Linked DNA regions of Homo sapiens: region 2 is linked to region 1. The links are chromatin loops, found by intact Hi-C in ENCODE. Cell type or tissue: K562. All regions are shown on one strand. Each heading gives the region's core, and the rest is flanking DNA. Links, peaks and the distances in the headings are about the cores only. Region 1 overlaps ZNF280B (zinc finger protein 280B). Region 2 holds the start of PRAME (PRAME nuclear receptor transcriptional regulator).

Region 1 (9,906 bases), core at 1,366-9,365:
CTTCTACTTTTCCTCTTAAAGGCACTTTACTCTCTCCCCACTCTTTTCTTCCTCTTCAAAGTATTTAAATTTCCTAGGTTTTCATGAAAAAGCTGGAAAGCGATCATCATCAAGGGCTTTGCTTCTGTCTTAGAATTGAGCTAGCTTGAGTCAATTTCTGTGCCTGCAACCAAATGAAAATTAATATAGTGAGTTCTTTCAGGAGCTTTCTCTGTTTTTCTATTGATACCTCTATATATTTTTAAGGCAATGTCACTTTGTTTTGTTTACAAATATATTGAATATGTCAAGATTACTATTTTGTTATTGCCCTTTGTGAATTTCCTTGTCTATTTTGCTCGCTTGTTCTTTCAGGTGAAATTTATTATTTTATTAATGTTGCCAAAAATTATAAGTAAAATATCAATTATAGTAATAAAATGTTTTGTGAAAAAAATGCTGTTGCTGTATTGTTTTTCCACCATAAGTAAAATGGGACGTTTGTTTTGTTTTTTGAGACAGAGTCTCGCTCTGTGACCCAGGCTGGAGTATAGTGGCGCGATCCCAGGTCACTGCAATGTCCACCCCCTGAGTTCAAGTGATTCTTCCTAGCAGCTGGTACTATGGGCGTGTGCCACCATGCCCAGCTAATTTTTGTACTTTTCGTAGAGACGAGGTTTCATCGTGTTGGCCAGGCTGGTCTTGAACTCCTAGCCTCAAGTGATCCGCCCACGTTGGTCTCCCAAAGTGCCGGGATTACAGGAGTGAGCCACCATGCCTGGCCTATTTTTAGTTTGTAATTTTTATTTAGTACCACTGTATAATCTTTGCCTTTTTGCCACTTGTGTTCATTTTTAGCCTTATTGCTACCACCAGAACTTTTTTTTTTTTTGAGACAGAGTCTCGCTCTGTCAGCTAGGCTGGAGTGCAGTGGCCCCTGATCTCGGCTCACTGCAAACTCTGCCTCCCGGGTTCACGCCATTCTCCTGCCTCAGCCTCCCAAGTAGCCGGGACTACAGGCGCCCGCCACCACGCCCGGCTAATTTTTTATATTTTTTTTAGAAGAGACGGGGTTTCACCATGTTAGCCAGGATGGTCTCGATCTCCTGACCTCATGATCCACCTGCCTCGGCCTCCCAAAGTGCTGGGATTACAGGCGTGAGCCACCGTGCCCGGCACTACAGCCAGAACTTCTAAACAATATTTAAGATGGAGTTAATGGGCTTCTTTGTTCTTGGCTTTAATAAGAAATGATTTGCCCTTAAAGGTAATAAGTATATTGCTTAAATAATTTCTATTTCCATTTTTGGGGCCAGGTGTGGTGGCGCATGCTTGTAATCTCTGCACTTTGGGAGGCCAAAGCGGGTGGATCACCTGAGGTCAGGAGTTTGTGACCAGCCTAACACGGTGAAACCCCCTCTCTACTAAATACAAAAAAGTTAGCCAGGCATGGTGGCGCATGCCTGTTATCCGAGCTACTTGGGAGGCTGAGACAGAAGAATCGCTTGTACCTGGGAGGCGGAGGTTGCATCCAGCCTGGGAAACAAGCGAAGCTCTATCTCAAAAAAAAAAAGTTTCTATTTCTATTTTTTAGAATCTTTAAAGAGAATTATTTAGTTTTATAATTTACAACATCTATTAAGACAATCATTTTCTTTACTAACCCAAGTTTTTACTTGGTTGCACTTACAGCTTTCTTGTTAGAAACCTTCCTTTCCTGAAGCAAAAGTAGTTCTATTTGGGATAGGATATGGTTTTAACTACTCGGAATCCCACTTCCTTTCTCATTTCTAATATTAAAGTGTATTTCCTCTTCCTGTCATTAATTCGTCCTGGTTTTATCAATGTTTCTGATTTACTTTTTCCAAGAAGCAACCCCCCATTTGCTTTAGTTTTGTTTTCTCTATTTTTGTTTTTATTCATTATATCTCATTCGCTTTCTTTAGCATTGTTTTTTGTGAGGTTTTTGTTTTTTTTTTTTTTTTTTTTTTTTTTTTTTTGGTAGAGACAGGGTTCTGCTATGTTGCCCAGGCTGGTCTCGAACTCCTGGGCTTAAACAGTCCTCCTGCCCTGGCCTCCCAAAGTGTTGGGATTGCAAGTGTGTGCCACTATGCCTAACCTATTTTTTAATTTTCTTTAACAAAGGATTCAAACCAGCTGGGCGTGGTGGCTCATGTCTGTAATCCCAGCACTTTGGGAGGCAGAGGTGGGTGGATCATATGTGGTCAAGAGTTCGAGCCTGGCCAAGATGGTGAAAACCCGTCTCTACTAAAAATACAAAAATTAGCCAGGCGTAGTGGCGGGCACCTGTAATCCCAGCTACTGGGGAGGCTGAGGCAGGAGAATCACTTGAACCTGGGAGGTGGAGGTTGCAGTGAGCTGAGATTGCACCATTGCACTCCATCCAGTCTGGGAAACGAGTGAAACTGCGTCTCAAAAAAAAAAAATTAAGACGTGGTGGTGCACACCTGTAGTCTGACCAGCTACTTGAGAGGATGGGGCGGGAGGGCTTGAGTCCAGGAGGTCTGCAGTGAGTTATGATTGTACCACTAGGTGACAAGAGATGCTGCCTCAAAAACAAACAAAAAACCCAAAACTTGGAAACCAAACTGAAAGTCAAATTATTAAATATATACCTACTACAAACAGTATTCAGTTATCAAAAGTAGTGATTATAGGAGCTATTGCAGTACACAATTTTATTTGGCTATAATGCAAAATAAGAAAGGAACATACAAAGTTATATGTACTTTGCAATTGTAATTATTCATGATAACATCTATGGAAAAGAATGATAAATTCTAAATACAATTGAGTTTACTTAATCCCATAGTGATTTTTATTCTTTCAAATGCTGGTATGGTGGCTCACAACTGTAATCTCAACACTTTGGGAGGCCAAAGCAGGCGGATCACTTGAGGCCAGGAGTTCCAGACCAGCCTGGCCAACATGGTGAAACCCCGTCTCTACTAAAAATAGAAAAACTGGCTGGGCATGGTGGTGTGTGCCTGTAATCCCAGCTACTCGGGAGGCTGAGGCAGGAGAATCGCTTGAACCCAGGAGGTGGAAGGTGGAGGCTTAGCCGAGATCACCCTGCTGCGCTCCAACCTGGGCAATGGAGCGAGACTCTCTCAAAAAAATGTTATATAAGTGAGTTATTTTGTCTTTTAAAAGCATTCATCATATAAATAAAGTAAATTCCATTTCAGTGGTTAGCCCTTTTAGACTCTTTCCTTCCCGGTTATGAGATTGAAATTAGAACAATTATCAATGTGTGGCAAGACTGCCACTAAGACACAAGTCTTTCTTAGCTTTAGGGCAAGCATTGGCAAACTGTGGCTTTTAGGCTAAGTTTAAATTTTCAAAACATTGTTAGAGCCAGAGACCCATATACACCCAGCAAAGCCTAAAATATTTACTACCTGACACTTTATAGAAAAAAGTTTGCTGACCCCTGCTCTAGTTATAACTTAGACTCATTTGTATCTTCCCCTGTATTCATGTATGTGGGCTAATGGCTTAGAACTTTGGATGTGAATGGGATGGGGTTATTCCTTGATCCTATCCAGGGATTGATAGAATCCAAAACAGTAGAAAGAGGCACAATGTCAGAAATGACAGAAAAGCTGTCTGAGGGATGTGTGCATGGGTGTGTATAAACATACACATCGAAACCTTAGTACCATTTTTCCATGTTTTTTGATGGGTGGGATTGTGTGCTTTGCAAACAGGGAAGGGAATGTGTTATCTGTTGCTGCATAACAGGTTACCACAAAACTAACAGCTTAAACATTAACTCACATAGTCTCTGAGTGTCAGGAATCCTGGAACAGTTTAGTGTCAGATCCTACAGGTTAGGGTCTCGGTCCTCCAGACTTCCCCCCATACCCCCAGACACCACTCCCAAGTCTGGGTATACTGAACTTCTGACTGACTGACTTCAAGTTGGGGTTCTCACAACCCCCTCTTTGGATTTCATTAATTTGCCACAATAGCTCACAGAACTTGAGGAAACACGTTTACAGGTTTATTATAAAGGATATTACAAAAGATACAGATGAAGAGACACACAGGGCAAGGTGTGTGGAAAGAGGTATGGAGCTTCCATGGCTTCCCTGAGTGCGCCAACCTCCAAGAACCTCCAAGTGTTGTTCAGCTAACTGGAAGCTCCCTGAACCCAGTCTTCTTGGGTTTTTATGGAAGCTTCATGACTTAAGCATTCTCTCCCGCTAGAGTATAGGGCAGGATTCTCTCTTGGGAGGGTCTTAGAACCCACAATCAGAAAGATTAGAGTCCTGCCTTGGGGCAGGTAAAAGGATGGCAGAAGGTCAGAAGCCTACCTCTGAGGCCTAACACCGAACATTATAACAAAAGACTGTAACAAGGGCTGTGGGAGTTATGAACTGTGGACAAAACCAATGTATATTATAACACCACAAGAGCATAGCATACACAGCATAGAGATGCTGGTCAATGGGATGATTTATGTCCTGAATGGAACTCAGAGCCACTGCACTAGATTTCATCACACTAACCAGAATGGCATGCAATTTAAAACCTAAGAATTGTTGGCTGAGTGTGGTGGCTCACGCCTCTAATCCCAGCACTTTGGGAGGCTGAGGCAGATAGATCATTTGAGGTCAGGAGTTTGAGAACAGCCTGGCCAACATAGTGAAACCCCATCTCTACTTAAATACAAAAGTTAGTTGGGTGTGGTGGTGGGCACTTGTAATCCCAGCTACTCAATACACTGAGGTAGGAGGATTGCTTGAGGCCGAGGAGCAGAGGTTGCAGTGAACCGAGATCACGCCACTGCACTCCAGCCTGAAGGACAGAGCAAGACCCTGTCATTAAATAAATAAATAAATAAACTAAAACCTATGAATTGTTTATTTCTGGAATTTTCCGTTTAATATTTTTGGACCACAATTGACTGTGGGTAACTGAAACCATGGAAAGTAAAACCACAGATAAAGGGGACTACTGTACTCTGAAGCATCATTTTTGATCTTTCAGAGCCTTAAAGGATTTTACCCTCTGACTGGGTGCAGTGGCTCACACTTGTAATCCAAGGCTGGTGGATCACCTGAGGTCAGGAGTTCAAGACCAGCCTGGCCAACATGGTGAAACTCCGTCTCTACTAAAAAAAAAAAAAAAAAAAAAAAAAAAAAATTTGCTGGGCATGGTGGCCTGCACCTGTAACTCCAGCTACTCGGGAGGCCGAGGCAGGAGAATCACTTGAACCTGGGAGGCAGAGGTTGCCGTGAGCTGAGATCAAGCCGTTACACTCCAGCCTGGGTGAAACTCTGTCTCAAAGAAAAAGTAAAAAGGATTTTTACCCTCATCTTTCATATTTCTGCACCTTTCTTTAGTGCCCTGGATATAACCTTTGCTTGGGAGCAGTTAATTTTAGCATCTTTTGCCATCTGGAAAGACTGGGAATTTTCAAAACCAGCAGGTACTGGCTCTTGGCTCTTTTTTGTTTAACACTTCTTCCCTTAGCTTGTTTCTGTCCCCTCAGATTTTACTATAAGTAGCAAGAAGAAACCAATCAGCACTTTCAGCATTCTGGCTGGAAATCTCAATTAGATGACTCAGGTACATTTTCTACTTTCACCTGACTAGGTGATAGTCACTAAACTTTCTGCCACTACGTAACTACGTAACCCCTTGCTCAATTTTCTAATAACATGTTCCTCACTTCATTTTAAGCTACACCAGAGCCTTCTCAGAGTCCAGTTTTCTACTAAGGCTTGCACTGACAATCTCCTTGAAGATTTTTTAGCTTCTGCCCACTGCCCAGTTTCAAAGCCACTCCTACATTTTAGGTATTACACCAGCACCTCCCTTCCAGGTACTAAAATCTGTATTAGTTACCTATTGCTGTATAATATATTACTGCAAACTTATCAACTAAAACCACCACTATTTGTTATCTCATGGTTTCCGAGGGTCAGGAATTTGGGGTCACTTAACTGAGTGGTGCTGTCTCAGCTTCTTTCATGAGGTTGCAGTTAAGATGTTGACTGGGGCCATATCATGTGAAAGGCTTGACTAGGGCTTTCAAACTCACTTGGGTATTGGCAGGAGGCCTCCCTCTGTTCCTTGTCATATGGTCCTCATGACATGTCAGCTGGCTTCCTACAGAATGAGTGATCCAAAAGAGAACAAGGAAGGCATTGCAATGTTTTTTATAATAGCCTTGGAGGTAAAATAACTTCACTCTGTTGTATACTCTTGGTCACCCAGAGCAACCCTGATGCTATGTGGGAATGGACCATATACAGATAGGAATACCAGAGGGTGGGGAATCACTGGAGGCCATCTTGGAAGTTACCACAGGGAAAATGGAACATTAGAAGTTTTTATGATACAAGGAAGGCAGCTAAAACTGAGTTAATGGTCATTGTGTTGCCTTCCCACTCTCTGGTGTGCCATTGTGGCTGACACCATTTTGAGAGGATTCTTTTTAAAGTTCATTTATTTTAAAATGTTGAGTATATAATATATTCACATTCTTCAAACATCGAAAAAGTAACAACTCAGATTCTTTTTTTAGCCTTTCAGATAGTTTCTTATTTTTTCTTTTCTTTTTTTTAAATAACTGATTTATATTATGCACAGTCTTCTGCACCTTGCTTTTTTTATTTGACGGTGTAACATGTTCACATTTTATGGCATATAAACAGGAAAATTATAGCCTGAGATTATGAAAGGGCTAATTAAAAATATTTCTGAAGTGTTTCCAAAGATTACTAAGAAAAATCGGGGGCCGGGTGTGTTGGCTCACGCCTGTAATTCCAACACTTTGGGAGGCCAAGGTGGGCAGATCACAAGGTCAGGAGTTCGAGACCAGCCTGGCCAATGTGGTGAAACCCCATCTCTACTAAAAATACAAAAATTAGCTGGGCATGATGGTGGTGGGCACCTGTAATCCCAGCTACTTGGGAGGCTGAGGCAGGAGAATTATTTGAACCCAGCAGGTGGAGGTTGCAGTGAGCTGAGATCGCACCATTGCACTCCAGCCTGGGTGACAGGGCCAGACTCCATCTCAAAAAAAAAAAGATTACTAAGACAAATCTCTAATGCACTATTATAAAATTGTTGTAAAGAAAAAAATCCCTGTCCATTTCACAAAGAATAAATATAGCTGATTGGTAAATAAATGCAAAATATTTAGTCTCCATAGCAAAAACAAAAATGGGAATTAAAGCAATGGTAGCGTACTGATGAATATTATATAAATTGTAATGTTTACTGTCAGTGAGGATGTATTAAAAGGAGTTTCAATTGGCATAAGCCTTTTTGGAAGTTATTTCAATATATGAATAAAAAGGTAATAATTTCATTTTTTTCATAGGATGCTTTTTTTTTTTTTTTTGAGACAAAGTCTCACTCTGCTGCCCAGGCTGGAGTTCAATGGCGCAATCTCGGCTCACTGCAACCTCTGCCTCCAGGGGTCAAGCAGTTCTCCTGCCTCAGCCTCCCAAGTAGCTGGGACTACAGGCACCTGCCACCATGCCCGGCTAATTTTTTGTATTTTTAGTAGAGACAGGGTTTCACCATGTAGGCCGGGCTGGTCTCAAACTCCTGACTTCAGGTGATCCACCTGCCTTGGCCTCCCAAAATGCTGGGATTACAGGCGTGAGCCACTGCTGGCCTCATGGGATGCTTTTAACATATCCAATAAAAATTTACAGAATGAATGTTTATGTATATATCCAAAATTGAGTATGTAAGATAATTCATCAATACTTTGGTTGTACTAATGTAAATGTAAAGTAGAAATAATTTTTTTTTTTTTTTTTAGTTAGAGACAGGGTATCTCCATGTTGGTCAGGCTAGTCTCAAACTCCTGATCTCAGGTGATGTGCCCACCTCGGCCTCCCAAAGTGCTGGGATTACAGGCATGAGCCACCAGGCCTGGCCAGAAATAATTTTAAATGCCTGGAAACTGAACAGTTTTGTACTTTTCATTTAATAGCTGCACAATCTACTTTTTTTGTTGTTTTTCGTTATTGTTGTTTTGGTTTGGTTTTTTTTTGAGGCGGAGCCTCACTCACTCTGTCGCCCAGGCTGGAGTGCAGTGGCACTATTTCGGCTCACGGCAACCTCCGCCTCCTGCGGTCAAGAGATTCTCCTGCCTCAGCCTCCTGAGGAGCTGGGATTACAGCCGCGGGCCCCCACGCCCGGCTAATTATTTTTTTGTAATTTTAGTAGAGATGGGGTTTCACCACATTGCCCAGGCTGGTCTCAAACTCATTGGCCCCAAGTGGTCAGCCGCCTCTGCCTCCCAAAGTGCTGGGATTACAGGCATGAACCACCGTGCCTGGCTGAAATAGCTGCACTATATACTTTTTTTAAAAGAGATAGATTGCAGTAATGTGAAAGAAAACTAGCAGGAAAAAAATTTGTATACATTGTGATCTGAACTATGGAGAAAATATGTGAAAGAACAGCCAGGCGCGGCGGTTCACACCTGTAATCCCAGCACTTTGGGAGGCCGAGGCGGGGCAAATCACTTGAGCTCAGGAGTTCCAGACCAGCCTGGCCAACGTGGAGAAACACCGTCTCTACTAAAAATACAAAAATTAGCCGGCGTGGTGGCAGATGCCCGTACTCCCAGCTGCTCGGGAGGCTGAGGCAGGAGAATTGCTTGACCCCCCCAGGAGGCAGAGATTGCAGTGAGCCAAGATTGCACCACTGCACTCCAGCCTGGGTGACAGAGTGAGACTCTGTCTCAAAAAAAAAAAAAAAAAAAAAAAAGAAGAAGTAGGAGAAGAGACTAAAATTGTAACATCTAACTTCTGAACTATTTGGTCTTTACGGCGTAGTTAAATATGCTCCTTGAAACAAATACTTCTAGGTCGGGCATGGTGGCTCACGCCTGTAATTCCGGAATTTTAGGAGGCTGAGGAGGAAGGATAGCTTGAGCCCAGAAGTTCAAGACCAGCCTGGGCAACACAGGGGGATCCAGGCTGTACAGAAAATAAATAAATTAGCCAAGTGTGGTGGTACACACCTATGTTCCCAGCCACTTGGGAGATTGAGGTAGGGGAGGATAGCTTGAACCTGGGAGGTCAAGCCTGCAATAAGCAGTGATTGTGCCACTGCACTCCAGCCTGAATGACAGAGCAGGACCACATCATTAAAAAAAAAAAAAAAAAAAAAAAAAGCCAGATTTTATGTAGTAAACTTGCATTGTTTTGAAAAATTTTTTAGGCCAGGCGCGTTGGCTCATGCCTGTAATCCCAGCACTTTGGGAGGCCGAGGCGGGCGGATCACGAGGTCAGGAGTTTGAGACCAGCCTGACCAACATGGTGAAACCCTGTCTCTACTAAAAATACAAAAATTAGCCGGGCGTTGTGGCGGCTGCCTGTAATCCCAGCTACTAGGAGGTTGTAATCCCTAGGAGGTTGAGGCAGGAGAATCACTTGAACCCAGGAGGTGGAGGTTGCAGTGAGCCAAGATCGTGCCATTGCACTCCAGCCTAGGTGACAGAGCAAGACTCCATCTCAAAAAAAAAAAAAAAAAGAAAAATTTTTTATATAAAATAAGGAGCTTGTTTTCTTTGCTATTATCAGTCAGAATTACATCATAGAGAGATTTTTTTTTTGAAAAAATATTTGACCATAAACTCTTCATCTAGTATACCTCTTATTGTTCCCTATGGATTGGAAAAATATTTGCATTCTATTTTTCCTAGACCCACTTTCTCCCAAAAGAAGGCAGAAGAATCATTCTAAAGGCTGATCTGAAATCTCTGTGAACCTGGGCAGTGACTGAGTGAGGAGGAGGAGAGGAGTCTAGACCACGGTGCTGAAGTTCCAAGGGCCCACTGGCCTCACAGCTAGTGTTGGACTCTCTAATGGCTCTTTTATGCCCTCCTCACCTCTTGCATAAAGGTTAGGTATTTGTGGGACACAT
Region 2 (9,806 bases), core at 1,807-9,806, 79 kb before region 1:
TAAGACAGAGTCTCACTCTGTTGCCCAGACTGGAGTGCAGTGGTGCAATCTTGGCTCACTGCAATCTCTGCCTCCCAGGTTCAAGCGATTCTCTTGCCTCAGCCTCCCGGGTAGCTGGGACTACAGGTGTGCACCACCATGCCAGGCTAAGTTTTGTATTTTTAGTAGAGATGGGGTTTCACTATGTTGCCCAGGCTGGTCTCGAACTTCTGACCTCAGGTGATCTGCCTGCCTCAGCCTCCCAAAGTGCTGAAATTACAGGCATGAGCCACCGCGCCTGGCCTCCAAAAGAATTTTCCAAAATGGTGATTCTCCCATTAAGACAAACGGTCATGGGAACGTAGGCAAGCCACTCTGAATTCTCTCCAAGACCTTCCACTGTGGCCTGTTGCGCATCTGCAGAATCCTGCAGCAGATTGGGAATCAGGGGCCATTTCAAACACGTGTTATTAAGTCAGGAGCCCAGTATGCACTAAGTGTCGTGGGAGCACAGCCAGCCAGTGTGACCCCACGCTGGGGGCAAGGAGCCTTGCACCAGGACTACACAGCCTGAGTTCCTTCTTGACTTGACCACTTTGTCTTGGACCTGTGGTTTGCCTTTTCTTACTGTCAGTGTCTTCACCTAAAAAAACACGAAAACAGCAGTAAAGTTCACAAACTCCTTGCATTCACCTGCTTAGAAAATCGAAAGGCAAATTGTTTCCATTAATCAGCGAGGTCTCTATGATTTTTATTCCCAGAATGGTTAGGTTGAGAGTGCTGGTCCCTTCAACTCCAGGTTTATTTTAGGTGGTCATAGAAAAATACATACTTTTCTCTCTCAGTTCTCTATCTCATCCGTGCAAAGGTTAGTCCCGACTCAGCCTCTCTCACTTCCAGGAGCAGAGCAGAACAGACTGTCAAATGCGTCCCCGTCCCTTGCTTCCCTCATTGCAGTCTTAAAGTATCTCTTGTCATCACTCTAATTCAGCACAGGTTGACTCTCACTTTCCAAAATGAAGATACCTCTATTTTCATTGCCGATCAAGGAAAAAAAAATCATATGTTTATGAACTGAGTGTTTGCGTCCCCCCACCACAAATTCATATGTTGAAGCCCTAATCCCCATTGTGGCTGTATATGGAGATGGGGCCTCTAAGGAAGTAATTAAGATTAAGTGAAGTCACAAGGGTCGGGTTCTCATAACTTTCAGCATCCTTATAAGAAGAAGCACCCATGCTCTCTCTCCACACATGCGCACAAAGGGGTCACGTGAGCACAACGCAAAATGGCCTCAGCCTATAAGCTAAGAGAAGATGCCTCAGAATGACACCCACCTTGCTGACACCTTGATCTTGGACTTCCCAGCCTCCAGAACTGTGAGAAATAAATTTTTGTTGTTTAATCCATCCAGTCTGTGATATTTTGTTATGGCAGCTGAAGCAGTCTAATAAATGATAAAAAAAAAAAGTTCAAGAGAATACAGAAAAGTATTTTATAACAAACAGTGTTATCATTTTAGTGACCATTTTCTGTACATGTTAGCCCACTTATCTAAGACATTCACAAATATGAATTACTGATATCCCAGGAACCTTGTAACTCCTACTCCCCATTTCAGGCCTAGCAGAGCCCCAGGAATATGGCATCCGATTGTAAAGAACTCGAAGCAATGAATGAGTGACTGTTATGGTCATACACAATTTTACATGAATAGAATTACATTAGACAATCATTCACGTGATCTGCATTTTTTTTTCAAATATTGCAGACAGACATCATCAGTCATAAAAAAGAAGGGAATCTTGCCATTTGCAACAATACGAATGAACCTGGAGGAAATTATGTTAAGTGAAATAAGCCAGATGCAGAAAGACAAATACTGTACGAGCTAATAATATGTGGAATCTAAAAAGTGGAACTCTTTTGACATGGTTTGGTAATATAACAAATACAAAAAAAATTAAAGGAAAGGGAAAAAAGAAACACAAAAAGTGGAACTCATAGAGGCAGAGTAGAATGGTAGTTCCCAGGGGCTGTGGGTGGGAGGAATGAGAGATGTTGGTCAAAGGCTACAAAATTTTAGTTATAAGATGGTAAATCCTGAGACTCTAATATACAGCATAGTAACTATAGTTAATAATGCTATATTATTAATTGAAATTTGCTAACAGAGCACACACACATTGACTGCTGGGGTGAAAGATGTGTTAACTAATTTGATTAATCATCAAACAAGGTATATGTGGATCAATGTATATGAATTGTACACCTTGAATCCATACAATTTTTATTTGTCAATTATACCTCAAGAAACCTGGAAAAAAATCAAACATTACAGACATCTTATTGTATTTTCTGTGTCTTATCCAAAAAAAGCACCCGGAGCTCAGCAAAGCACTTGATGTTTGCCCTCACACTGTTCCTCTCCCATTCCAGTTGTCGACCAAAAGGAACCATCAGACAAAAAACACCTCCAAATTTGTTGAATTTATTCAGGAATTAGAATACAAAATTATACGCTGGGCATGGTGGCTCATGCCTGTAATCCCAGCACTTTGGGAAGTCGAGTTGGGAGCAACACTTGAGGCCTGGAGTTCAAGCCCAGCCTGGGAAACACAGTGAGACTCTCTCTACCAAAAAAAAAAAATTTTTAATAAAGTAAATACATAAATTAGCTGGGCATGGTGGTGCATGCCTGTTGTCTTAGCTACTCAGGAGGCTGAGGTGGGAGGACTGCTTGAGCCCGAGAGTTGGAGGCAGTGGTGAACTACGATTATGCACTACACTCCAGCCTGGGTGACAAAGCAAGACCCTGTCTCAAAAAATAAATAAATATAAAAATAAATATAAATTTACAAAAAAAAATTAAAAAAGAGAAAAAGCATTATAACCTAAGATGCTCAGCTATGGCAAGCCATATATGCATCTCAAGAGGGGAGGGCAAAGGGAAGGTTGTATTGGCAAAAAAAGAGATTTAAATAAGCTGCTTGCAAACAGTTCACCGGTTATGAAGACTCAAAACCACAGTTGGCATCAGTTCATTGGTGGAGACGCTGTGCCTAGGCAGGTGTTCTTTCAAAAGCATCTTATCTAAATTGTTGTGATTCCAAAACAGGAATGTCTTGCAGGGCTATTTCGAAAAGTCCCGAGACAGCCAACCCTTTTTAAAAATATAGATGGGGTCTTGCTATATCACTCAGGCTAGTCTTCAATTCCTGGCCTCAGGGGATCCTCCAACCTTGGCCTCCCAAAGTGCTGGGATTACAGGGGTGAGCCACCACACCCAGCTTCCTGAGACAGCTTTTATCTCAGCCATGTAAGCATGAGCCCTTCCCTTTCATACCCTCAGGGTTTTACTTTGGGTCAACAAATAGTGAGTTTATTTTGGTATGTGCAACTTTCAAACACCCATCGCCATAAAAGAAAGGACCAGCCTTGGCCAGGCACAGTGGCTGATGCCTGCAATCCCAGCACTTTGGGAGGCCGAGGTGGGCGGATCATGAGGTCAGGAGATCAAGACCATCCTGGCTAACACGGTGAAACCCTGTCTCTATTAAAAACAAAAAAATTAGCCAGGCATGGTAGCGGGCACCTGTAGTCCCAGCTACTTGGGAGGCTGAGGCGAGAGAATGGCATGAACCCGGGAGGCGGAGCTTGCAGTGAGCCGAGATCGCGCCACTGCACTCCAGCCTGGGCAAGAGCGAGACTCCGTCTCAAAAAAAAAAATAAATAAATAAAGGACCAGCCTCGACTGACAGTCGGCACTCCGCAGGCATCCTCCACAATCCTCTCTCCTCTCTGCCTCTTGCCCTACAACCTGGCCATGCCATGATTCCTCCCTACCTGTCCTCCTCTGTGGACTTCATGACCACGCTCTGTCCTATGAGGCTGGACCAGGGTCATGTTCACTCACTTCTCTCCCCTCCCTGCCATTTGTTCCACTCCCCAACTTGTTCTCCACGCATCGATCTCAATGGAGCAACAGCAATCAGATGATGAAAATAAATAATGGTGGCCAGTCTTCAAATGGATCCCCTTTTCAATCCCGCACTATCCATCTGCTGCCTTCTCATCAGCCCTCTGCCCCAGTTTCTTTCCCTTCTCAAACTGGACAAGCACCGTACTCCGTGAAGATGTGTGCAGCCTGTTCCCATGCCCTGAACACCATCCCTTCAAGCTCCTCTGGCTGCTCCCTGCTCAGGTCTCAGAAAAGGAGAGCTGGGCAACCCTCCCAGGGAGCCGCCCGCCTGTGTAACTTTCAGTACCAGCCTGTTTGCTTTCTTGAGATAATTAGCTACAACGGCCACTTTAAAACAATGGTCTTCTTATTTTGTTTTTTGTTTTCACCCTAAACTTTATAAAGTCAGAAATCGTAAGTCCTTGAGCATCCACAGCCACTCAAGGACGAACCTTTGCTGAATGCCTCAAGCAGAGAGGGGGAGGCTGAGTCTCTGTTTCGAAGGTGAAAACACAACGGTTTTTATCAGCCCTGTTTTATGCGACAATCCCAGGTCGAATCTGGATCAATGCAATGACTTCCTTTGCATGGACCTATGTTTTGTTCGTGCATTCATCTGTGCAGCTGGGAACCCGCAGCTCTGTTCACTGGCATGGGGATGCCTCGGGGAATGGCAGGGCAGAGCCACAAAAAGCCAGCCTCACCACGCGGCCTGTTGCTCTTAGCCACCATGCCCATCATAGCCTGTGGCAGGAGATGTTGGGGTCCCCCCCCCCGACCCCTTTCAGGAAAACAGAGTTTGTGGAGGCGGAGTACTTCCCAGGCCTGACTGATAAAACAATTCAAAAGACTCAAAGAGATTCCTCGCCTGTCCCGTCCCTTGAAGGGCCTTGAACACGGGGTCCTTCCGCTTGGCTCCTAGCCCGTCCCTCTCCCCTTACCAGGAAAGGATCCTCCCCATCTCTGCAGAAGCCTGACCATCCCCCTAGAGGGCCTGGGAGGAAGTGGGTTTTGCATACAGTCCCTGTTGACTCTAGTGCCCCCTGCTGGCCCCAGACGCGAGTTCCGGCGAGGCTTCAGGGTACAGCTCCCCCGCAGCCAGAAGCCGGGCCTGCAGCGCCTCAGCACCGCTCCGGGACACCCCACCCGCTTCCCAGGCGTGACCTGTCAACAGGTCTGTATTGGCGACAAAAGGAGCAGCCCTGAATGTAGGGAAAGCAGGGCGGAGTCCTCTGCAGGCTCGGGGGAGGGGAGGGGCGTGAATGCGTGGATTTCTGTGGAGAGTGGAAACACGGGGAGTCGAGGGGAGCATGCGCGGGCCTCAGAAAGTTCTGGGAAACCGACTCCCGGGAGCAGGGAGGAACGCGCGCTCCAGAGAGTAAGTTAATTGAATCCCGGGGGGTGGTCTCTTCAGCCCGGGGGGTTACAGAAGTAGGTAAATCCAGAGATTACCCAGCCAAGGCCAGGGGCATCTTTTCTAGACTTGCGGGGCGGGGTGGGGCGAGAACTTGAGCTCAGGGGACCCTGGAACCGGCCCCTGCACCCCGCATCCCACTGAAGAAAAGGGAGGTCGCCAGAAGCACAGACCCAGGACAGAGTCCAGACTTGGACGTCTCCGTGATCCCAGAACACCCCGTCCCACACTCCCAGTCAGCCCCCCGCCTCCCCACTGCCTCTCCATTCGCCCACCGCACCCCCTTTTTCCACCCTGCCCCCACCCTACTGTCTGGTGGGAAAGGCCGCAGCCATCACGTATTCACCCATCCCCACCCCTCACCCCCCACCTTCTGACTTTCTTTCCACATCCCCACCCCCTCCCCCACTCTCTGCCTCTTTTCCCTCCCCCTCCCCAACCCTTTGTTTTTCTTACACATCCCCACCCCTCCCCCAACCTCTGTCTTCTCTCATCCCCACCCCCACCCTGTTTCCCTTCCCCCATTCCCGCCCTGGCCCGCCTTCTGTCTCCCTTCCCCCATCCCCACCCCTCCCCCCCTTCTGTCTCCCTTCCCCCATCCCCACCCCTCCCCCGCCTTGTCTACCTTCCGCCATCCTCACCCCTCCCCCACCCTGTCTCCCTTCCCCCACCCCACCCCTCCCCCACCCTCTGTCTCCGTTCCTAATCCCCACGCCTCCACCACTCTTTGTTTCCCTTCCCCCATCCCGACCCCCCACCCCACCCTGTGTTCCTTCCTCCATCCCCCCCCACTGTCTTTCTTCTCGGTTCCCCACCCTGTCTCCCTTCCCGCATGCCCACCCCTCCCCCACCCTGTCTCCCTTCCCCCATGCCCACCCCTCCCCCACCCTGTCTCCCTTTCCCCATGCCCACCCCTCCCCCACCCTGTCTTCCTTCCCCCATGCCCACCCCTCCCCCACCCTGTCTTCCTTCCCCCATTCCTAACCCTCCTCCCGCCCCCCCTTCCCCACCCCCATCTCCCCTCCTTCCCCACCCCCATCTCCTCCCCACCCCCAGCCTCCTCTGCTCTCCAACTTCCTCTCCCCTTTTCCCCTCCTCCTGCTCCCTTCTCCTCTGCTCCTCCCCCCACTGCCCCTCCCCCACTGCCCCTCCTCCTCCCAGTCTTTGAAAACAAGCCCCTCTCGACTCTCTGGGCGACCTCACTGGATCTCGTGAGATTTTGCCCTGGAAGGACTGAGAAACGGGGATTGGTCAGACCAGGCTGCCCAGCCCCCCGGTCCCCACCGCCGCCCCCCCCGCCCCACGCAGCGGCTAGGGCGCTTAGCTGAGCCATTGTCTCGTTCTTTCCTTCCAGCAACTTCGCGGTGTGGTGAACTCTCTGAGGAAAAACGTAAGTTCGAGCCCTGATTCCTCCGCTTCCCCGCAGGGTGACCTTGGGCTTGTGCCCCCAGCACCACCCCTGTCCCGGGTCCCTGTTTTCTCTCTGGAAATGGGTTGAAGACCAAAGAAAATAATGTGCGCCACTTGGGTCACCCCGGGCCGCCTGCCCCGGAAAATTGGCCCCAGTTGAGGAGTTGTGGCTGTAAGGATGCCTTGAACCGAGGCGGCGGTGCTCGTGGTTGGAGCTCTCCAGGGTGGGTGCGCATTTGTAATGCGGTGGATGCTCTGGGACTCGGCCCCTCTGAAGGTGCTGGGGGTTGGGGACGGCCCAGGCAGTGGCGTAGGCGTCCTAGGAAGGCGGGAGCAGAGGCAGAAATGTCGCTGCAAGACCGTAGTCAGGGTCCTTGACCACAGGGGTCACTTGTGACCAACCACATGGTCTGTTGTTCCTCCTGCCCCCTGGTTCAGCCCAGGAAACACTGGTGCTCAGGTTTGGAGCCAGAGATTTGCACTGAAAGGGCGGGATTGAGTCGCCAGTTGTCAGTTTCCTCAGCAGTATTTGCGGAGGTTTTCACAGGAGGCCGTTGCTTCGTAAATATTATACATGTATTCTTCTTTTTGGAGCATTTTGATTATTACTCTCAGACGTGCGTGGCAACAAGTGACTGAGACCTAGAAATCCAAGCGTTGGAGGTCCTGAGGCCAGCCTAAGTCGCTTCAAAATGGAACGAAGGCGTTTGTGGGTAAGAAGGTCCCCTGAGCTGTCTGAGGTGCTCAGAGAAGCCCTGTTCCCCTCTGTCCTTGTCACTCGAGCCAGATGGGAGCTGCATCCTGAGGTCCCTCACAGTAGACGAAGAGGCAGGAGCCGCTTTTATTGTTTCTGGTCATTTCCACAAAAGAGCATTTCACTTCCCGTGCTGTCTTTGTATGAGAGTCAACCCTAGGGTCGGGCACGGTGGCTCATGCCTGTAATCCCAGCACTTTGGGAGGCTGAGGCGGGCGGATCACCAGGTCAGGAGATTGAGACCATTCCTGGCTAACACTGTGAAACCCCGCGTCTACTAAAAGTACAGAAAGTTAGCCGGGCGTGGTGGCATGCACCTGTAGTCCCAGCTACTCAAGTGGCTGAGGCAGGAGAATCGCTTGAACCCAGGAGGCGAAGGTTGCAGTAAGCCAAGATCATGCCACTGCACTCCAGCCTGGCGACAGAGCGAGACTCCGTCTCCAAAAATAAAAATTAACCCTAGGCCAGGCATGGTGGCTCATGCATGTAATCCCAATCCCAGTACCATGGGAGGCCGAGGTGGGCAGATCACCTGAGGTCAGGAGTTCGAGACTAGCCTGGCCAAAATGGTGAAATCCTGTCTTTACTAAAAATAGAAAAAAAATTAGCTGGGCGTGGTGGCCCACATCTGTAGTCCCAGCTACTTGGGAGGCTGAGACAGGAGCAGGAGAATCGCTTGAACCCAGGAGGTGGAGGTTGCAGTGAGCCAAGATGGTGCCAGTGCACTCTAGCCTGGGCAACAAGAGTGAAACTCCTCCTCCAAAAAAAAAAAAAAAATCTTAATGCATTGTGGACCTTATTGCCAAAGCCACGATTACATTCAGAACCTTTCCCCGGGGTAATCAGACGCAAAAGCCCACACTTCCAGTGGTGTCAGAGAGTATGAGCTCCAGGAGGCTTTGATCTCACTGCCCCATGGGCTTGGGCCATTAGGGGTAAGTGTCGGTCCTGGGAAGTGAGCAACAAGATTGCACTGCCTCATCCTTGGGTGCCACCTGGGGAGATCAGGGAGAACATGCAACCTGGGTTGAAGCCGGGAGACTTGTGCTGGAACTAAAGGCTCAAGGACGGCACAGTGCGTTGGACTGTGGGACCGTGCTCGGGTGCTGTTGGTATCCACAAGCCTGTAATCCCAGCACTTTGGGAGGCTGAAATGGGTGGATCACTTGAGCCCAGGAGTTCAAGACCAGTCTGGGAAACATAGTAAGACCCTGTCTCTAAAAAAGAAAAAGAGGCTGGGCATGGTGGCTCACTCTTGTAATCTCAACACTTTGGGAGGCCTAGACAGGCAGATCACTTGAGGTCAGGAGTTTGAGACCAGCCTGGCCAACATGGTGAAACCCCATCTCTACTAAAAATACAAAAATATAGCCGTGTGTGGGGGCGTGTGCTTGTAATCCTAGCTACTTGGGAGGCTGAGGCAGGAGAATCGTTTGAACCCAGGAGGCAGAGGTTGCAGTGAGCCAAGATTGCGCCACTGCACTCCAAAAAAAACACCTGAAGGACCTGGTGCAGATACTTCGGGGGTCCCCACTGGGATTCTATGACTAGAGAGGAGGGTGCAGACCACCCACCTGATGAGCTCAGAGGCCACTCTGGCCTGTGCAGCCCACAAGGACCATAAGAACCAGTAGACAGGACATGCAGAAATATCTCCCCAATTCATGTCTGGACCCTAGGAGTCATGCTGGGCCCCAGTCTTTTCACTTCTCCCTTATACTGGGAGGAAGGACAGCACCTTTGTGCAAATGTGCCCCTGGTGCTGCTTCCTCCAGTGCCACTGGACAAACTGGCAGTGTGAAGCTGGACAGAGGAGTGTCACTGCCTCACAGGGAGATTGCACAGCTCAGAGATTACACAACTCACACTTGATCGCGGTTCCTCCTCCTCCCTTGGATCTCCTGGAAGCGGGGATCCCATGGAAGCTTCCCTAACTGTTGGACTTACTCAGTTTTCCTGTTTTTCCATGGTTTATGTGAAGCTTATCAGCCCTTTCTAACACTTAGATTGTTTGATAGGGAGGGAAATGAAACTCTTTCTAAACTCCTCACATAAGGGCTACCAATTCCTGCTTGCTTGGAGCTGAGCAGGTTCTTCCCCAGACAGAGTCAGGGACTTACAAGACTAAAAATGAAAATGACAGTGAACTTTAGATTCTCTGTGAAGGCTATTTGAGGTAATGAATGAGAGCTGCTGCGGCCTTTGCTGTGCCCAGTAGCTGCTTGATAATTAGGGACATTGACAATGACCTTTATTACTAATCTCAGTCTCCCGCAGCTGATGAGTGA

The links. A loop is a pair of places that touch in the nucleus more often than their neighbours do. Peaks named below come from ENCODE experiments on the same cell type or tissue, not always from the same donor. Only the 100,000 strongest peaks of a DNase experiment are listed, where the experiment ranks them.
Region 2: a loop joins it to region 1, with 2.5 times the contacts of the local background. A loop is called at or near these places in 4 of 110 quality-filtered maps.

The regions. Positions count from the first base shown.
Region 1 is chr22:22,474,951-22,484,856 of GRCh38, reverse strand. It overlaps ZNF280B (zinc finger protein 280B), which reads left to right. Exons shown (of 4, transcript NM_080764.4): 4 at 1-436. It also overlaps IGL. Among named protein-coding and RNA genes, the nearest start is that of ZNF280B, 29 kb to the left of the region's middle. In K562, for the core only: no CTCF peak of the experiment used is centred there; DNase peaks (open chromatin) are centred at 4,446, 6,017 and 6,282.
Region 2 is chr22:22,554,483-22,564,288 of GRCh38, reverse strand. It overlaps PRAME (PRAME nuclear receptor transcriptional regulator), which reads left to right and starts at 5,024. Exons shown (of 6, transcript NM_206956.3): 1 at 5,024-5,318; 2 at 6,709-6,744; 3 at 7,380-7,477. The coding sequence starts at 7,457. LL22NC03-63E9.3 (a long non-coding RNA gene) reads right to left here and starts at 4,946. Exons shown (of 3, transcript NR_027426.2): 1 at 4,882-4,946; 2 at 1,317-1,426; 3 at 1-622. It also overlaps IGL. RefSeq lists an enhancer at 4,813-5,107. In K562, for the core only: no CTCF peak of the experiment used is centred there; DNase peaks (open chromatin) are centred at 5,008, 5,908, 6,088, 6,558 and 1 weaker place; H3K4me3 peaks cover 3,949 bases.